Linked DNA regions of Mus musculus: region 1 is linked to region 2. A link is a loop called in an ENCODE intact Hi-C map of the cell type or tissue named here. Cell type or tissue: gastrocnemius. All regions are shown on one strand. Links, peaks and the distances in the headings refer to the core of each region. The heading gives the core; the rest is flanking DNA.

Region 1 (9,704 bases), core at 1,239-9,238, 1.2 Mb after region 2:
GCCTTACCACCAACTTTCTAAATTACGAAAACCTCAGAATTGGCTTTCTTACATTTCAAGGTTTTCAAGATTTTCAAAGTAAACACTCAGACTCCGAATACATGGGGTGGGGGTAGGAATGGGGGAGATCTAAATAATCCAGGCGTGGTACTGGGTGCTAGGAATATAAATACTTTCAAGTTGTTTTCAAGTTTAATAGAGCACAAGATCTGGAAGTTACTAAAGAAAGCAAACTAAAGGCCTCATGGAGAAAAGCAATTTGAAGTAATTTTATCTCATTTCTAATTCTGCAAACTGCAGTTCTTAGCAATTCTACCACTCTGAGTGATGATGACTGGTTTCTGCATCAATGAAAATAACATTCACCACAAAGGCCATATGGGTTGCCCAGACCAAGAACTGGGTGTCAGGGCTGGTGAGGTGGCTCAAAGGGTAAGAACACTGACTGTTATTCCGAAGGTCCTGAGTTCAAATCCCAGCAACAACATGGGGTTTTACAACAATCTATAATGAGATCTGATGTCCTCTTCCTGTGCATCTGAAGACAGCTACAGTGTACTTATTTATAATAATAAATAAATCTTTGGGCCAGAGCAAGTAGGCACTGAGCAAGCCAAAGTGCTAAATTCAATTCCCAACAACCACATGAAGGCTACAACCATCTATACAGCTACAGTGTACTCATATACATAAAATAAATAAATCTAAACAAACAAACAAACCAAAAAACGAACTGGGTGTCAGTCTCTGCAAATCAGGTGTACCACCTTTTAGGTGGCCCAGACCAACAACTGGGTGTCAGCCTCTGCAAATTAGATCACCCCATATACAGCTACCAGGAGAAAACAGTAGGACTGCCATCTTCTTCACAAAGAAAATCTGTTTCATAAAGGTTCATATCTTAAGTGTTTGCCTTCTCTGACACTAGGTAAGCATGCTCAGGTAAGCATTACACGGAGATAACTAATATAACATGCTTGTAACCAAAACAGAACAGAAATACTTTTAAATCAGAAATGGAATTCAGTAGTAGAGTAGGCACATTCATATACACAATAATCTGGTTTTATAATACTGAGGTCAGCCAGGTCTACATAGTTAAGAGTGTCTGTCTGATGACTGTCGCCTGAGAAGCCTTGTTAGAGCCTCCTTACAAATACAGAGGCAGATGCTCACAGCCAACCTTTGAACTGGGCTTGGGGTCCCTAATAGAAGAGTCAGAAAACGGCCTGGAGGAGTTGAAGGGGTTTGCAACCCTATAGGAAGCACAACATTATCAACCAGCTAGACCCCCGAGCTCCCAGAGAATAAGCATCAACAAAGGAGTACACATGGCTCCTCCTGCATATGTAGCAGAAGGTGGCTTGTCATGCATCAGTGGGAGGAGAGGTCCCTTGGTCCTATGAAGGCTTGATAGATGCCCCAGAGGGCAAGGGAGGTGGGAGTGGGTGGATGAACACCCACATAGAAGGGAGGATGGGATAGGGTGTTTCCAGAAAGGGGAGGAACTGGGAAAGGTGATAACATTTGAAATGTAAATAAGGAAAATACCCCCCCCCAAAAAAAGTCTCGGTTTGTGACTGTCTCTCTCCTTCGTTCTACAGATGGTGTTGGATCTCTCTAGAGCTGGACTTACAGCAGGTGGTGAGCAATATAAAGTGAGTGCTGGAACTGAACTGGGGTCCTCTGGAGAAGTGAGTGCTCTTAACTGCTGATACATTTCAAGCCCCCAAATATTTAAAGATTACATTTATTTTATGAGTCAATTTGCCACAGTACTTGTGAAGATTAAAGAACAAGTAATGATATTCAGTTTTGTTTCCACCATAATGCCATACATACTATCATGTATCTTACCTGAACTGCATAATATAAAAATAATTTTACACTACGGCACTAACATTCTGGCATCATATCTAATTCATCAAAACTATATAAAATCCATGACTTTAGAGAACATTTTCTAATTGTATATTTTACTTTACAGTGTATATTAACTATGAAACAAAACCCAAATTACCTATAATACTGAATTAGCTTTTACTCTATCAGACCAAGACTATAAACACAGGGCAGTATCAAATGTCATTTGCTGTCACCAAAGGCTATGGGAAGAACAGAATAGTAGTGAATTATAATCTGGATACATATTCTTTGGGCAGCTACTGACCAATTTTTATATGGATAGTGAAGGAAAAACTGATGTCTCAAACAATGAAAACAGATCACTACGTTTTTGTTTTCATAATTACAAGTCAATAATATTAGAATTAAATCCAGCAAAAATCAGTAATCTTAAGGGCACTCATTAAACATCTGAGAAAGCTGAAACTACTAAGTCTCCTTATGACCACTCAAGTTCTGCACACACTTGCAGACTCACTAAACTTAACAGAAGGGTAAAAAGGAAAAGTAATGCTTTTAGGACCTTAGACAATAATCAGTTTTATGATAAGCAAACTACGCTTCCTAGGTCCATAATGCAAAAAGAATTCTAGAGAAATGTGCTAAGTACTATGATTTTATCTAAAAAGTACATTGCATAACCCAACATGCCACAATCTGCTTCTCTAACCTCCTTTCTAAACCAGCAATTGATATTGGTCATTTTTCCTTCTTTAAAATGCCCAAGGGTTATCTAAACACACACATATGAGATATATGTTACTCTAGTTCAGTGTTATTTACAGGTGTACTTTGTAAGATCAATCAACATGTGAGGAACAGATTCGAGTTCAACTGTTTCCCAGACTTGCTATATCGACTGACACTCAACTCTGTGCCTTTACACATGCAGGGTCCATGAGCCATTTTAAAAAAAAACAAAAAAAAAAAACTACAGCTCGGTGTGGTGGCACACGCCTATAATCCCAGCACTCGAGGCAGAGGCAGGTGGATTTCTGAGTTCAAGGCCACCCTGGTCTACAAAGTGAGTTCCAGGACAGCCGGGGCCATACAGAGAAACCCTGTCTTGAAAAACAAACAAACAAACAAAAAAAAAAAACCAAAAAAAATTACTATGCATAAAACTTGAATGTTAGCCGGGCATAGTGGCGCACGCCTTTAATCCCAGCACTTGGGAGGCAGGCGGATTTCTGAGTTCGAGGACAGCCTGGTCTACAGAGTGAGTTCCAGGACAGCCACAGAGAAACCCTGACTCGAGAAAAAAAAAAAAAAAGCAAAAAACAAAAACCAAACAAACAAAAAAACTTGAATGTCTACAGAATGCCTCTTCCTACTACTACCCCTCAATCCTGGCATTCTATCTTCAGTAACCTCTCATGGAATATGCCTTTAATCAGAGCCTTCCATATTTTTTATTTCTTCTCTCTCTCATACCTCCAAATGGGTCCTTTTGTCAAGTAGACATAGCTTCTTAAATTCTCAAGACAATAAGACACCTTATCCAAAATTTCAAACCCACCCTCCAATAGAGACACACACTTCTTAATCTTGGCTTGCTTCTATGTTCACTTATGTTCTCACTTTTCTTCTGAATGATAAGAGACTGGAGTTTGCCTGCTGCTGAATAATTAATTACCAAGGCATCACTAATGAATACTTACCACAGCTTACTCTGAGATGTGTCAAGTCTTGGCAAAAGGGGGCCAAGAGCTGAAGGTCAACCTCAACTACAATGTACACCTCTAAGCAAAGCTCTCTTAATCAGGTAGTCGTTGAAACATTTTCCTCTCAGGTCTAACAGTGGCTCAGGGATATTACACCTTACAGAGCATGCTGGAAACTGAGTTTTAGTCCTAGCAGTACACACTAACAAGGCAAGAAACAAAACAAATAAACAAAAACAACTGGGGGAGACACCAGTCCTTTCATCTTTTGTCCTTTGGCTTTTACAGATCTATGTGTAAAGTCAATCTGCTGTGCATTCAAACCCTGATGTTTGCCATAAAGAGTGCTGCCTGTTCCCTCCATCTCCCCCCACCCCAAGAGAACCCTCTTCTCTCCAGGCAGAGGGCTGCTTCATTGTCTTCCCTAACTCAAAATAAAACAAAATTTTTAAATTTTGCCTAAGTCCACTAACCAATTACATTAATAAGATTTATCAATGTAAATGCTACATTATGGGCCTGACACACCCATGGCATAACTATGTAAATACCATTTATTTTGTTTTTCTTTTTTCAAGACATGTTCTCGCTATGATTCCCAAGACCACCTTAACTTACTGAGTAACTCAAATAACTTAAAGCCATCTTTCTGTCTCAGCCTCCTGGAATGTTGAGATGAATATAGCAGCTACCTTCTAAGCCTTGGCTAACGTTTAAAACAGATATAAATGCTAAAAAACATAACAAAAACTTAATTGGAAAGCGATGATTTGCGTTGTATTTGGTAATAAGACTAAATAAAATATTTCACACATAACAAGTCCATTTATAGATCCCCTCCCCCAAAAAGAAAAACCACCTACTGAAATACAGTACCAACATTTGACTAGGAACACAGATTGGTTCATTTTTAGGCTGCTTCTAAACTGCTTGCTAGCTTTGCAAACCCTCAGATAAGTAAGTCTCACCAATTCTTTACAGAAAATGGTTAGCAAAATGTATAAATTTTAACGCTCATAATAGACTTGTCAACATCCGCACCCAACTGAATGTCTTGCAGGGACTCTATCAATAAGTGAGTCCACGAGTGTTCCGTGGCATCAGTCCTATGTACCAGTTCATGGAATGATCACATTTTAAAGACTCATGACGGAAGGGACAGGATTACGAAACCATAAACAGTCACCATAGCACATCCACCACTCTGTAGAGAAAGTACTGACAGCACGTTCGAAAGCTGTCATTTGTACCAAGTTTTGGTACTCCCATAAGCCCCCACCCCAAATCCATCTGCGGGGCGAGCGAGGCTGAGTCATTCCAAGGAGTAACTTTACACCGATGCTTGCACTCCGGGGTCGGGACAAAGGCATCACCTCTAGGTTCCTCCCGTCAGGGCACTCCGGCCCTGGCCCAAACCCTCTCCGGTTTCCCGAGCCCGACACTCCAGTGCACCGAGCCCTGGAGACGGAGGCCGCGATTCAGGCCTCGGGTGAGCACCGGCGTCCTGCCGCTCCCGCGATCCTGTCAGCGGCCAGCGGGCCTCAGGGTCCCCGTAGGACTGCCGCGGCGACCCTCCGAGCCGGCGCCGCCAGACGCTCCGGCGAACCCGTCAGGTGCTGAGCGGCCGGGCCAAGCCCGCCGCCAGATGGGAGCAGGGGCGGCACTTACCCGGCAGCGCCTCCTCCGCCCGCGGCAGCAACACAGCCGGCGGCCCTCCGCACCATCTTCTGCCGCCGCCCTGGCCTCGGCGGCGGCTATCAACCGCCCCTGCGGCGCCGCCAACCGACACAACCGTCGGCGCCCAGCCGCCGAGTACCCGGCGAGGCCCGGAAGGATGGGAGTCGGGCGCAGCCGCTGCTCCGGCCCCTCGGCTCCGCGCGGGGACCCGAGTCCGCCGGCCGAGGCACTGAGAGCTTGGCAGGGCTGGGTCGCGGCCGCCGTGGGGTTTGTTATTGTCGACTCGGCCTTTCCGCCGCAGAGCACGCCGGGAAACAGCCAGCCGGGGGAGGGGTGACTCAGGTGTCTGCGCAGATCCGGAAGTCGCTGGGCTGGCCGGACGGGCGCGGCTCGGTCGGCGAGCGTAGTCCCTGGCTGGCAACTTGTCTGTCCTTCCCTGACCCTGGAAGGTATTTCGGTGCTTGCCTTGGACGGCCCCAAGGTGAGCGTGACCTTCTGGCCGCGGCAGACCGACCTCGCCAAACCTGGGGCAGCCCCAACAGGGGAACCGGAGGCTGACGAGTGAGCACCAGCACAGATCTGGGGCCCTCATCTGCTGCCCCGAAATCAGCCGACTGTCACCTGGGCCACTCGTACCGGGACTGCCAGAATGGCAGGCTACTCGGAAAGTATGCCTGGCATCTTTGCAAGGGTGGGGCGGCCCAGAGTCAGACCAGGTAAGTAAAGAGCACGTCCAGAAGAGGAACCGAAGCAAAGTGGACTGTACTGTAAGCGGCACGACCGAACAATACTGAGGTCGATAATAGGTCAACAGCATCAAGATTAGAGAAGAGAATGTCAGCTTATGAGAACATTACATTTGTATTCGGGCTTAGGCAAGGACTTGAAACTACAAAACTTGAGTTTGATGAGAAGATGTTTGTTACAAGCAGGCTCATCAATTATGTGACGTAAACACGTATTAAATTACTATTCCCAGGAATATCTGATAGAGGTAAAAGTTTAGGAATGGTCTCTCTAAGCCAACAGTTAGCGGTTCCCGACAAAATGAGACATAAGGGGTATTAAACTGATTGAGATCTGCAGTTCTTTATTGTGATAGACACTGGAAAAACAGTAGTTGTGTTTTAAGAGTTGTTTAGAAAGGAGCTTGTTGCTTATCTCACTTTGTTTTTAACTTTGCACTTCTGCCATATCCCAGAAAAATCTTGTATGCACACTGTTATACATATTGAGTATTTTTTAAACTGGAATTTTAGTACATTACACCAGCAAATAAAGCAAAAATGGAAAAAGAACAAGCACTCAATTTTTGTGCACCAGGGGAAGTAGTGAATTGGCAAGACTAAAGAGAAGAAAAATTGTTAGTATATTAACAAATGTAAGCTATATTGCAGTCTAGCTAGAACAATGAAGATCAAAGCTGGCCGGGTGGTGCACATACCTTTAATCCCTTCTCTCAGAAGCTGAGGCCTGCTCTACAGAATGAGCTTCAGGGAGCCAAGGCTACACAGAAAAAGGAAAATCAGGGCCGGTGAGATGGCCCAGAGGGTAAGGAGATCTACTGACTACCAAAACTGACAACCTGAGTTTCATCCTAGGACTGACGTCGTGGGAGGAGAGAACCACTCCTTGAAGTTCACACACACTAAAAAGAGCACCAAAGAGCTGTGTTTCCTCACAGTTAATAAGTACCATTGAATAGCAGAAATGTACTCCAGTTTCAAGTGTTAAAGTACCACTTGTCATGTTGTATACGTGGCCCAAACTTCTCTGGGAAACTGTTAATACAAATGTCTGTTACTTTATACTCTGAAGTGAATGTTTAGAGTTTATATGCATCTCAAATTATTTAGTAAGACTAAAGTGAAAATATGTTATATGAATTTTGCTAAGCAACATAGATAAATGTTAATAATCATGCATATCCATAAGTTTTCTGTCACAAGCTATTTTTCCTCATCCTCTTGAGCATTCTATTCTCCATAATAAACAAAAACAAACTCCTGCAATACTATGTGAAGCTTCGGGGCTTTTCTCAATGAAACTTCAAACAGATTTACAAGGACCATAGAATGATCTTTCATGGGGAGTGCAGAAACATCATTTCAACTTACTAAAGCATGGGCCGTTCTGCCTTCCCCCTCCTTGTGTTATCTCTATCCTATTGCTTGTAAACTCCTATCCATTTACTGTATTCTTTTTCCCCACTTCTCAATTAGAATATACTGTGGGTGATGTGAAGGTTGGTTTCTGTATAAGACTACTTATTCTTGGCTTCCACTGAATTTTTAATTTAGTATCTGTCAATGTTTCAGTGAATTTTCAAGGAACAACTAAAAGTGCTTTTTACCAAGAACAGAACTGACTCCGTTCCTCCACATGTATGTGTGTACAATCAATTGAATCAAATGTAATTTTTAAAGTGAATTTTTTTTTTTTTTAGTTTTATAACTGGAGGAATTATGCAGTCTGAGTACTACAAATCATTTGAATTTTTAAGTCTCTTTTTCTCAGCTTAAACTTAAGCGTCTTCTAGTCTTTATCAGACATGTCTGTAATTCTGGATCTTTTAAGTGTTTAACATGCTGATTGTAAGCTCTTCTTTAAATATTAACCCCACCCCTGAATAATGATACGCATTCAGTACTAACATTTGTTAGCAGCACCTTACAACTTGCTCAAGCCCTCTTCTTCTGTCTGGCCTTGTATTAGCACTCATTATTTTTCTATCAAGAACCATCCAATTATGTCTCTTCCCTTCCTAAGGATTGTCACTGGTTTTGTTTTGTAGATGGATAAAACTTGAACATAGCACAACATATCTTGTCTGGATTGGGTTTAGGTACCAACTCATCTCACACTATACTTGATTAAATTCTCCTCTGATGAATCTTTAAATTGGATGGATTTTTAAAATTCATAGGACTCTGGAGAGAATGACACAAATTATGAGGCATTTATAGAATACAATAAATTCTGTAAATATTAAATGTTAATATTTAATATCATTAATAACACATTTTAATATTTAAAGCCAAGTAAGTTTCTATGAAAAATTCTTGCCCTCAGATGTCTCAAAGGCCATTCAAACAAAACTGCAAGGATAGTTGCATCTGAGGCAGTAATACTTTCTATTCTTTATTCTCCCAATCCTAGTATTGACCCACCATTGATTTTTATCACTATCTAATAGCTTGAAAAACCATTTGATTCTGTGACAGGAGCCAGATCTTGAGATCCATACTATATTTCGATTTCATACTTCTGGCAGTGCTTGTTATTGTTGATTTTTTAAATGTACTTTTTTATTGAAAATACGAAAGTATTCTTAGATTTGTGTCTCTTGGATTTTACATTACAGTTCTACTTAGCTGTCTTAACTAATCTAGATTTTATCATTTACCCTCAGTTTTACAAATGAGGGATTGATTTATGAAGACCAATCAATACACTTCTAATTAGTGTTCCTTAGTAAAAGGAGTGTAAAAGTAAAACCAGGTGGTGAGTTCTAAGGCCATAACCATACTACACAATCCTGCCCCTTACTTTGGTATCAATTCAAATTAAGGTCTTAAAAGGGTATGAACTTGAAAGTTTAGAAGTAAACCAAGTTTCTCAATGATAGAACTATTTTGTGGGCATAGGGCAGGGAATAGCTCAGTTAATTCACAGGCCATTCTGTGGATGTTATGTTTTTTAAAAATGTATTTTAGTATTCTATTTGGATATTCTCTCTGCATGTATGACGACCATGCACCATGTGCATGCTTCATGCTTAGAGACCAAAAGAGGGCACTGGATCCTCTGGCATTGGAATTACAAAAAGCTGTGGGTGCTGGGACCTGAACATGCTCTTTGGAAGAGCAGCCAATGCTCTAGGTGGCTGAGTCTAGAGCCCACTCTAGCTCCACATTTTCTGATTTTTGACATCTCTGGCTTCCATCACCTGATACTCTTAGCCATAACTGTCTGTCTTCAGACCCCAGGACAAGGAGCTGAAGTGCATATTTTACATACCAAAGCAGACCTGGCCTCCAGCTTCTCCCAGCATCCCTCTGTCCCTATCTGATATACCCTGCCCCCAACCTTGAACTTTCTAGTTTAGGAGCTTGGGCTGTTCTTCCCCCAGAGACTCTTCCCTATATAATCCATACATTTTGCACCACCCTCGCTGGATGTGCTCTTTTTCTTCCCCCTCCCCTCTTTCTCCCTCCTCATGGCTGCAAATCTGCCCATGTATACTTTGGCTTATTTACTAGTGGAGAAATAACTTACTATTGATAATGCCTCTGCAGACACTCTAGTACTCCCAGGACAGAAAAATCAATTCCTTTCCTGATTAACAATTTATATCATGCTACACCATACACCTACTGAAATTGTATTTCAGAAAAAAATTAGAAGACATGGAATCAGCCAGATGGTGGTGGCGCACACCTTTAATCCCAGCACTCG
Region 2 (9,704 bases), core at 1,200-9,199:
ACTTGAAAGGTGCTAAAATGGCCACAGAGCCAGAAGCAAGAGTCTGTGATGTCTAGGTCCTCCCTTGTGCTCAGTAGCTAGAGATATTTCCTTTGGAAGCAGGTGCCCTGGGAAAAAGATCTGTGCAAACTATAAGTCGGATGTCTAACTGATGCAGTGAGTATCAGGAGCCCAATTACGTCTATTGAACCCAGGCTTCTCATCTGTAATGTTAAAATATTGGCAGATATAGCTTGAAGTCTTTCTACTCCTACAGGCAACTCTTTCTATAAAGAAAGAGGATTTCTCAATTAAGATTCGGTAATTGTTTATTGAGTGCTCAAAAGACTTTTTGCATATAGAATCTCACTTTCCATGTGTCACTAAATTTATTTATTTTATGATAATGGTGGTGGTGGTGGTGGTGGGTGTGTGTGTGTGTGTACATGTGCACATACATGTAAATGTACCACAGTATGCATATGGAGATCAGAGGACATATTTTTTTTAAGTTTTCTTCCTTGTTGGCCCAGGGAGTTGAACTCAGGTTGTCATGCTTGCCTGGCAAGTACTTTAACCACGACCCATCTCTGTCATCCACCAGTACCATGTTTAATGACATTTTCTCCCTTGACGATGGGTCTACTTCTCAGTCTTTTGTGTTTGTGTCTACATACATTTCACATTGAGTTCATTACTGTAACTTTATAATAAAGCTGGGAGTCAGACAGTGGAAGACTTCAACTCCTCTTCAGTTTTGATAGCACATTTAAATAAATAAATGTGGAAATATTGGAGAGGTTTTTTTTTTTACACTTTGAACACTCATATATATCCTCAAAACATCCATTCACTTTTTATAGTAGTGTGCACTAGTTGCTACCAAGCCTGAAGGAGTCTAAAGAGTCTTATAAGTCCTTCTTTTCATATTGTCTTGCAAAATGACTCATATCATTCCATGTCCATGAAGTGGCCTTCTCTCTGAGGTTACATTCATGGGTTCTCAGTACCATGGGGACAGGTAGGTGGAATTACAGAACAGCTCTGCTTTTGAGACTGTCAAGTGACCTTGCTTTCACATTGTTTCTTGATTCCTGAGAGTATGTCTCCTACCTTCAGTGGCTTTATAAGCGGGGTGTGCAGGTGGCTTTTTAAGTGGCAACAAGCTATGTTTAAGTCTTTGGAGCTTCCTGAAAATTACAGACACTCCCACCAACACTCTTGAATTAGATGAAGAAAGAAAGGTCATGTGAATGTTTATATCACAACTCAGGGTAATTTGTGCTGGAAAGAGACCCCCATCCTCTGTTTCTGAATGAAAAGGCTCTCTCCTCTGTTCCCAAAAGTATTGTTTTTAGAACAAAAACAGTTTCAATTGCTGAAAAAGGTATGAATTATTTATTCATCACTCTATTATTATCATTCAATAATAGAATAACATATTCTATTATTATCACCCAATTTATGCTTTTCTTTTTTGTGTGCAAATGTGTGACATATGCCTGTTGGTGTACTGGTATCTGAACCTGTGTGTATGTGATTAGAGGTCAGAGCTAGATGGTGGGCATCTTCCTCGGTCACGCTCCACCTTAGTTTTTGAGACAGGGACTCTTACTGAACCAGATGCTCACTGTTCTGATTAGACTTTCTGGCCAGCAAGTCCCTGGGATTCTCCTGTTTCTGCTCCTTAGCAGGTGACAGGAAAGTGCTGTTGTGAGGGGCTTTTAATGAGGTGATGGAGATCTGATCTCAGGGCCCACACTTGTACAGCAAATGCTCTTATCCTCTGAGCCATCTCCTAGTTCATCCTAATTCACCCCCCTAACCCATACTTTTCTTTCAAAACCAAAGAATCATAAAATTTAATAATGAGGCATTTAGTGGTATGCGATGAATATCTTTCCATAAGAATATCTCGTAGTTACCAATATTATTGGAAGAAGGCCATAAAATATCAATGTTTAGAGGAAATGCTTTTCTCCACTGAATTGTGCATGTCCTAATAGAATGTGCTGGACATAATGTAGTCTCACCTAGTGACTCAGGGACTGTAGTATTTGTGCCTGGACTAAAGGGTCTAATGCGTTCCATGTTTCACTTTCAACACTCCCTTGCTGTTGGAACACCTTTTGTTTCTTAGTGAGATAATGAGATTATTGAACAGCTGTGTTAAAAATCAGAACACCAAGCTTCTTGGGACTGAAAAAAAATCTAAGAGAATATGAGCCTGTTTGGGGCCCAAAGGTGTCTCCAATGAGCTGGTGACATGGCTTGCTTCTTCAGTAACTCAGAGTTCTCAGTTTTGTGATAAATAGTTAAAATAATTGGAAATAACCAGTTGAGCAAGTATAGGGGAGGGAAGGCATAGTGTCTCTATGTGCTAAGCATAAAAGAGTTAAATGTGTAATATGGGGTTTGCATTTGTCAAGAAAGCTGTATACATCTCCTTTGGATATAAGCTCTCGGAAAGAATCCAAGGGTTAAGAGCACTCAGTCTTAGGTTAAGAGTCTTCAGGAAGACCTGCGTTTGGATCCCAGCACCCATGCTTGCCCTGTGGCTCACAACTGCAAATGACTCCAAATCCAGGACATTCAATGCCTCTGGCCTATTTGGTCACCTGCATTAGGGTGCATGCACGCACACCACACACACACACACACACACACACACACACACTACCCAGCCAGTAAAATGGTTGGCACAGGAGCAGAAGGACCTGGATTCAGATCTCCATCACCCATGTAAAAACTCAGGCATGGTGGCCCATATCTACATCCTAGAGCTAGGGAGGTGAAGACAGGAGAGCCCTGGATCTCACTGGCCAGATAGTTTAACTGATCTGGAGAACTCCAGGGTCATTGAGAGACTCTGTTTCCAGCAAACAACATACCCCACAACCCTCTAAAAGCCAGCAAAACAAACAAACAAACAAACAAACAAATGCAAAATAAAAACAAACACAGGCAGAGTACAATGGGGGCAAGCACTCAATGTCAACCTTTGGACTCCAATCACATGATACACATGTCAGTCACTCAGGTTATCAATACTAAGCACCCAATAAATGTCCCTTCAATTAATGAAAAAATACAAGCACTTCATACTTTTTGACCATATTGGCAACATCTACAATTTTTTTCCCTGTTAATGTTGGAATTGTATTACTATCCAATTCATTATGGAAGTTCTGATGACATCACTGTGACTGACATCCACAGTGCACTTGCTCAAGAGGCTACATTTCTGGTTAACCTACTTTATGTTTCAACACTCTTCAGAGTGATTAATTATTCTATTTGTTTCTCCCATCTAGGAATGGGGGCATTTAAAACCCACATGACACTTTATAATGCATGAAATGCCAGATATGATGGTGGTATTGAAAGGCAGATGCAAGATAGAGGTTTTTAAATCAATCTGTCAGATCAAAGGGAAGTATATTCTTCAACTGATATTACCCTTAAAAGCCACAAAAAGTACCAAATTTAATGATGAGAACAAATTAACTGAACCTTCATCAGTCCATCAGTAAAACAATGATCTGAGGATAAGAAAAAAAATTGAATCCACCACAGAAGACAGTGGATTTGGGGTGCTGAGAGGGATGATCAGAAGTTTTCCTTTGAATTTTTAAGTGACTCGTGTGTGTTTGTGTGTGTGTGTGTGTGTGTGTGTGTGTGTGTGTGTGTTGTATACATGTGCGGCTGGAGAGATGCCTCAGAGGATAAGAGCATGTAGTGAACTTCTAGAAGATCTAAGATAGATTCCTAGAATCCATGTCACAAGGCTCATAACCACCTTTAACTGCATTTCTAGGGAATATGAAAATCTCTGACCTCTCTACATGCACCTACACTCACATGTGTATAGCCACACAAAGACAAGCACATGTACACATGATTAAAAATAACTGAATAAATAAATAAATAAATAAATAAATACAGATTTGGGAGCAGCGACAGTATTTTCCCAAGAGGGATGACTCTAACCATTGCATATTCTTTGCTGTTACAGCTTATCCATCTTGGCTCCTGTCCTTACTGTGTGGCTTCACAGTTTTAACAATGACTCCATCCAAAGGTCTCCCCTTCCTCATGTTTCTAAATTTCCCAGTGCCAGAATTATCTGCTTGTTTCTTGGTTTGGGTCTGGTGGACAGGATGATCAACATTAAGTGTATCTGTAAGTCTCAACTGCCTACTCTGGGGTTCTATACCCAAGCCTGACTCCCCCATGGCTTATGCAGCCATGGACTGGATAGATTATGTGTGCCCTCTATATAATACCTATGATAAAACTTAATTTACAAATTAGGCACTAGCAATCAGCCACAACTACTACAAATAAAATAGAACAAATGTATGAATTATGTTGGGAATTTTCCATTCAATAGTTTCTGTCCACAGATAACTGTGGGTAACAAAGGGCATAGAGAACAAAGACATGAACAGGGGTGACTACTTGTATAGCAAAGTCCTGTTCCACAAGCTGGGTGACTACTTAGTCTGTGAGCCAGGCTAAGGCCTAAAATGCCCTGCTCTGATTAATAAATCCCTTGGAAGTTCTGAATATGCTGTGCAGCCAGCGTGTCTGATCTGTCTGTGCTCTCTGATAGAATAATTCTTGATTCTGGCAGTCCATTGAGTTAAAGTGGGGTCAACAGCCTGTTTAGAAAGAAGCACAATGTTTTACATCATTAAGGCTGGGAAATAGCCACAGACATTGAGTGGTTTTCTTTCTAGTCTAGTTCCTATGAAGACAAGATGTCAGCGACCCAAGGATGGCACCCTTAGTAATTTATTAAACCAATGCAAAGAAGGATGCTTTTTCCCGTTTGCATTCTTTCGTTCAGTATTTCTGGAGCCCCAGTACAGGACGGGTTCACGTGTGTCTCCGATGTGTTTTTTTTTTATTATAAGATTTATTAATCTATCTCGCGTCTATGTGAGGTCACTAAATCTGCACAGGGTGTGAGCCTGCGTGGAGTCTCTGGGAATTGAGTGACAGGACCTCTGAGTGCTCCGGCCCCGCCCCAGACATTTAGAGTTTTTTTTTTTTTTTTTTTTTTGGGGGGGAGGGTCAGGGTTTTGCTGCTTTTTTTTTTTTTTTTTTTAAGAGTAGTGTTTAGTGCTCTTGAGTATTTTTATTTAAAATGCTAGGGTTTTATTTGGGGGGTTTAAGAGTGTTAGGGTCGCCAGGCAGGGGTGGCACACGCCTTTCATCCCAGCAGCGCTTGGGAAGAGGCAGAGGCAGTGGATCTCTGAGTTCGAGGCCAGCCTGGGCTACAGAGTGAGCTCCCACACGATAAGCACACGAGACTTTTTAATTTTATATAAAAATCACGGCCGCCCGCCCGTGTCTCTGCAGACGCGGATTTCTCCGGGGGTGGGGGGGCGGTTTCAGTCTCTGGGGGCCCCAGGTGGCCCGGCGAGTGGACGTCATCCTTCCCTGGGGGTCGCAGTCCCCCACCCACGGCGGGCAGGCGGGCGGGCAGGAAGGCGGGTGGGCAGCTCACCGCCATCTGTGAGGGGAGCCGAGGCGCCCTCTGCTGGCCTGTGGGTGTCATGGCGGTGGCAGGGCGCGCCCTTCCGTTTCCCAGGACCCCCACGAGTGGGCGGGGAGGGCGTCAGCTAAGACCAGAGTGGGGTCTCACCTGAGTGAGCATGAGGCGGGGGCGGGGCCTGGGGCGGCTGCAGGCATCAGCGGCGGCACCGCCCCCTCGGGGTGATTGACACGATGGAAGGGGAAGCCGGGCCCCGCCCACCGCGCGGCGTGGACCTGAAGCCTCTGTATTCCTTTATAGAGGGAAAAAAAGCCTCAGACACTGCCTCTTGTCAGACATGGACGGTGGGTGTGTGTGGGGGAGGGGGGGGGGAAGAAATCCAGCCTTCCATTGGAAGGCGCGGCTGTCAGTCACAGCCGGGCGGGCGGGACTTCTGGCGCTATTCCCTGCTCCTGGAAATAGCAAGTGGGGAAGCTTCCTGATTGAAAGCCGCTGCCGTCAATCACGACCGAGCGGGCGGGACTTCCTGCCACAGACTGGAACTCTCACGTGGCGCGGGTGCACAGAACTGAGCCTTCCGTTTTCCCGCCTCTACCACCCGAAAACTGCCCGGCAAGGGTCTCTCCGCCTTTGTGAGCGCCGCTGTCCCGGGGACCGCGGATTGGAAGCAGGAAGTCACTGGCCGCGGACAGAATCTCTCTCTCCTTCCATCTCAGGTCAGTGCAGGTGCGGGCACGCCCCTGCCTCAGCCCCTAGGCATGCTGGGAGTTGTAGTTCTGTCCCAGTTTTGGGTTCTCTGAGCCCCGCTCCCCTCTTTTTTCTCTAAGACTGGGTTGTTATTTTTTTCTAATTACTTTTTATTTTTAATTTTTGAATGTTTAAATTTTATTTATTTATTTATTCATCTATTTATTTCTTTATTGAATTTAATTTTGTTTTTTCCCATAGTTGGTGTCTCTGGGCTTAACCCTGAGACAGATGCTCTGGCGCGCCACCCGGTGGCGACAGGTTATCACTGCAACACTCCCCTTTTGTGTGTGTGTGTGTGTGTGTGTGTGTGTGTGTGTGTGTGTTTGTTTTCGAGACAAGGTTTCTCTCGCCCCTTTGTGTGTGTTTGTGTGTTTGTTTTCGAGACAAGGTTTCTCTGTGTAGCCCTGGCTGTCCTGGAACTCACTCTGTAGACCAGGCTGGCCTTTAAGTCAGAAATCCACCTGTCTCTGCTTCCCCAGTGCTGGGATTAAAGGCGTCCGCCACTACCACCTGCCTGGTTTTGGTTTTTTTGTTTGTTTGTTTGGTTTTTGTTTGTTTGTTTGGTTTTTCCCCAAGACTTGGTTTCTCTGGATTTAACCCTGAGACAGTTGCTCTCGCACGCCACCCGGTGGCGACAGGTTGTCACTGCAATGCTCCCGCTCGCTTTTTGTTTGCTTTTTGTTTTGTTTTGTTTTTTGTTTTTTTTTTGAGGCTGGGTTTCTCTGTGTAGCCCTGGAACTCACTCTGTACTCTAGGCTGGCCTCGAACTCAGATCCCACAGTTAAGAGACTTTTAATTGTAAAGACTTTGGATTTTAAAAGATATTGGATATTTTTAAAGGATTGAACTTTTAATATGTAAAGACTGGGACTTTTAAGAACTAAGGGTTGAGGCTTACTAGTGATGTGTTTGTGTGTCAAGTTGACAAGGGGTCAATTGTACTGGCTGGTTGTGTGTCAACTTGACACAGCTGGAGTTACCACAGAGAAAGGAGCTTCAGTTGAGGAAATGCCTCCATGAGATCCAGCTGTAAGGCATTTTCTCAATTAGTGATCAAGGGGGAAAGGCCCCTTGTGGGTGGGACCATATCTGGGCTGGTAATCTTGGTTCTATAAGAGAGCAGGCTGAGCAAGCCAGGGGAAGCAAGCCAGTAAAGAACATCCCTCCATGGCCTCTGCATCAGCTCCTGCTCCCTGACCTGCTTGAGTTCCAGTCCTGACTTCCTTGGTGATGAACAGCAGTGTGGAAATGTAAGCTGAATAAACCCTTTCCTCTCCAACCTGCTTCTTGGTCATGATGTTTGTGCAGGAATAGAAAATGGAAAACAGGGTGTTAGGGGTCAGCGGACACCAAGCGAGACAGAGTATATAAGGATGTGATAACAGTAAGGAGCGTAATATATAACATGATAATAATATATGGTATAAACATATGCTTTTATGACAATTTTTCATATTTAAAATAATAAAAGCAATAATAATAATATTTTAAATTTTAAGTTCAAATTTATATTTTCCTGGATGTATGCATCCGCAGTCTGGAGTTTGTACTTCTGAATACTTTTTTAAAAGTTTTTTATATAATAAAAGTGATCTGTAACGTGTGATAATAATATGTAGTGTATGTAACCCATTGGACAGTATATTACAATATAATAGCAGAAAAGTAATATGTAATATGTAGTATAATATACATAATATATAGTATATAATAAAATATATATTTTAAAATGATATATAATATAATATATCTAATATATAATAAAATAATTTTATACAAGATAAGTCCAAGCAAGGCCCACTGCAGAGCACAGTGGGCGGTTCCCAACACCCGGTGCCTCAGGCTCCATGCTCTGTACCACTCAGGCAGGTTTGCCTACCACAAAACCATACTCACACTGAGAAACAACAAAAACAGGAAGAAAATCCTGATGTCACGGCCACTTCCAGTTACGATATGGTCACTTCTGGTCTTGCTGTAGTCACTTCCTGTGATGACACGGTCACTTCTGGTCCCTTCTGGTCACAGTGTGGCCGCTTCATGTGACAACATGGTCACTTCCAATCAGGGTATAGTCACTTCCTGTCACCGTGAAGCTACTTCCTGTCCCCGTATTCTCACATCTGGTCACAGTATGGTCACATCCCATCATGGTGGAGTCACTTCCTGCATCTTAATTATGTCTATGGAATATAACGTATGTTTTATTTGTAAATATTTGTCTTTTTAAATTTATCAGTTTTTATACAAACCTTTAAATTTACACATATATTCACATATGTTCACTTATATATTGAAATTTGTATATATATATTTATCAATATTAATATACATATCGCATATATGTAAATGTAATATATTACAGATATAATGTAAATAATATAAATAGTTTAAGTATATATTTATGTTTATATACATAACAATATATATAATTATATATGACATATATTAAAATATTTATATATGTATTATATGTTTCATTTATATACATTTTATATTTATAAATATTATATAAATATTTATATATGAAATATACATATATTTCATATACTATAAATATGTATATTTACAATTAATAAAATTAAAATATATAAAATATGTATAAATGTATACACATATACATACATTATATATGAGCTTGGTACCTGCCATGTCAGTGTCCTGTGCATATATATGATGTAATGTATACATTATATATGATGTGATGTATACATTATATATGGTGTAATGTAAAAGTATACACATACATGTATATCTGTATATATGTTTAGGTATACACATATATATGCATATATATGTCTATGTACATATGTATATGCATGTATGCATATGTTATATATGTATGTATATATATAAATATATGTATACATGGCTATGTATATACATATATAAGCATATGTATATATAGGTATAGGTATACCTGTGTGTATATATATACATATATATATACACAATATATAATGTGAGTATATGTATGTATAGGTATATGTTATAAACATACTTATATATTTATATGTAACTATATAAAAATGTATGTATATGTATATATATTTTTATATGTATAGTTATATGTATATAAATGTATATACACAGGTATATATATGTATATATATATAGGTATAGGTATATATGTATATGTATATGTGTTTGTATATATATTAATATGTGTATACATATGTATATATATTTATATGTGTATATATATATGTATAAGTATATATGACTGGAATCCCATATCACACAATCTTGACTTTCGTGAACAGCAAGGAACTGGAGTCGCATTGATTACTGATTGGTAACCTGAGCACCACCCGGATCAATACCGACATGGACCCACTGTGCGCACGTCCCTTACAGAGATACAGACAACACTCAAAGTTTGCAATGGTAGGAAAGTGAACAGACCAGCAGAGTTCATTGCTTTTCACAGGTCCTCCAAGGTCTGTTGGAAAACAGAGTGTTAGGGGTCAGC

The links. Peaks named below come from ENCODE experiments on the same cell type or tissue, not always from the same donor. Only the 100,000 strongest peaks of a DNase experiment are listed, where the experiment ranks them.
Region 1: it touches region 2 in a loop (6-fold over the local background); 5 of 42 quality-filtered maps call a loop at or near these places.

What each region holds. Positions count from the first base shown.
Region 1 is chr1:6,210,491-6,220,194 of GRCm38, reverse strand. It overlaps Rb1cc1 (RB1-inducible coiled-coil 1), which reads right to left and starts at 5,533. Exons shown (of 24, transcript NM_009826.4): 1 at 5,238-5,533. It overlaps 4732440D04Rik (a long non-coding RNA gene), which reads left to right and starts at 3,583. Exons shown (of 2, transcript XR_001778783.2): 1 at 3,583-3,639; 2 at 4,795-9,704. In gastrocnemius, for the core only: a CTCF peak has its summit at 5,258; DNase peaks (open chromatin) are centred at 5,279 and 5,550; H3K4me3 peaks cover 4,096 bases; H3K27ac peaks cover 4,064 bases.
Region 2 is chr1:7,394,212-7,403,915 of GRCm38, reverse strand. Gm26901 (a long non-coding RNA gene) reads left to right here and starts at 5,820. Exons shown (of 3, transcript XR_865172.2): 1 at 5,820-6,198. In gastrocnemius, for the core only: CTCF peaks have their summits at 5,548 (motif pointing left), 6,431 and 6,887; DNase peaks (open chromatin) are centred at 5,935, 6,209, 6,465, 6,850 and 2 more places; H3K4me3 peaks cover 1,942 bases; H3K27ac peaks cover 1,847 bases.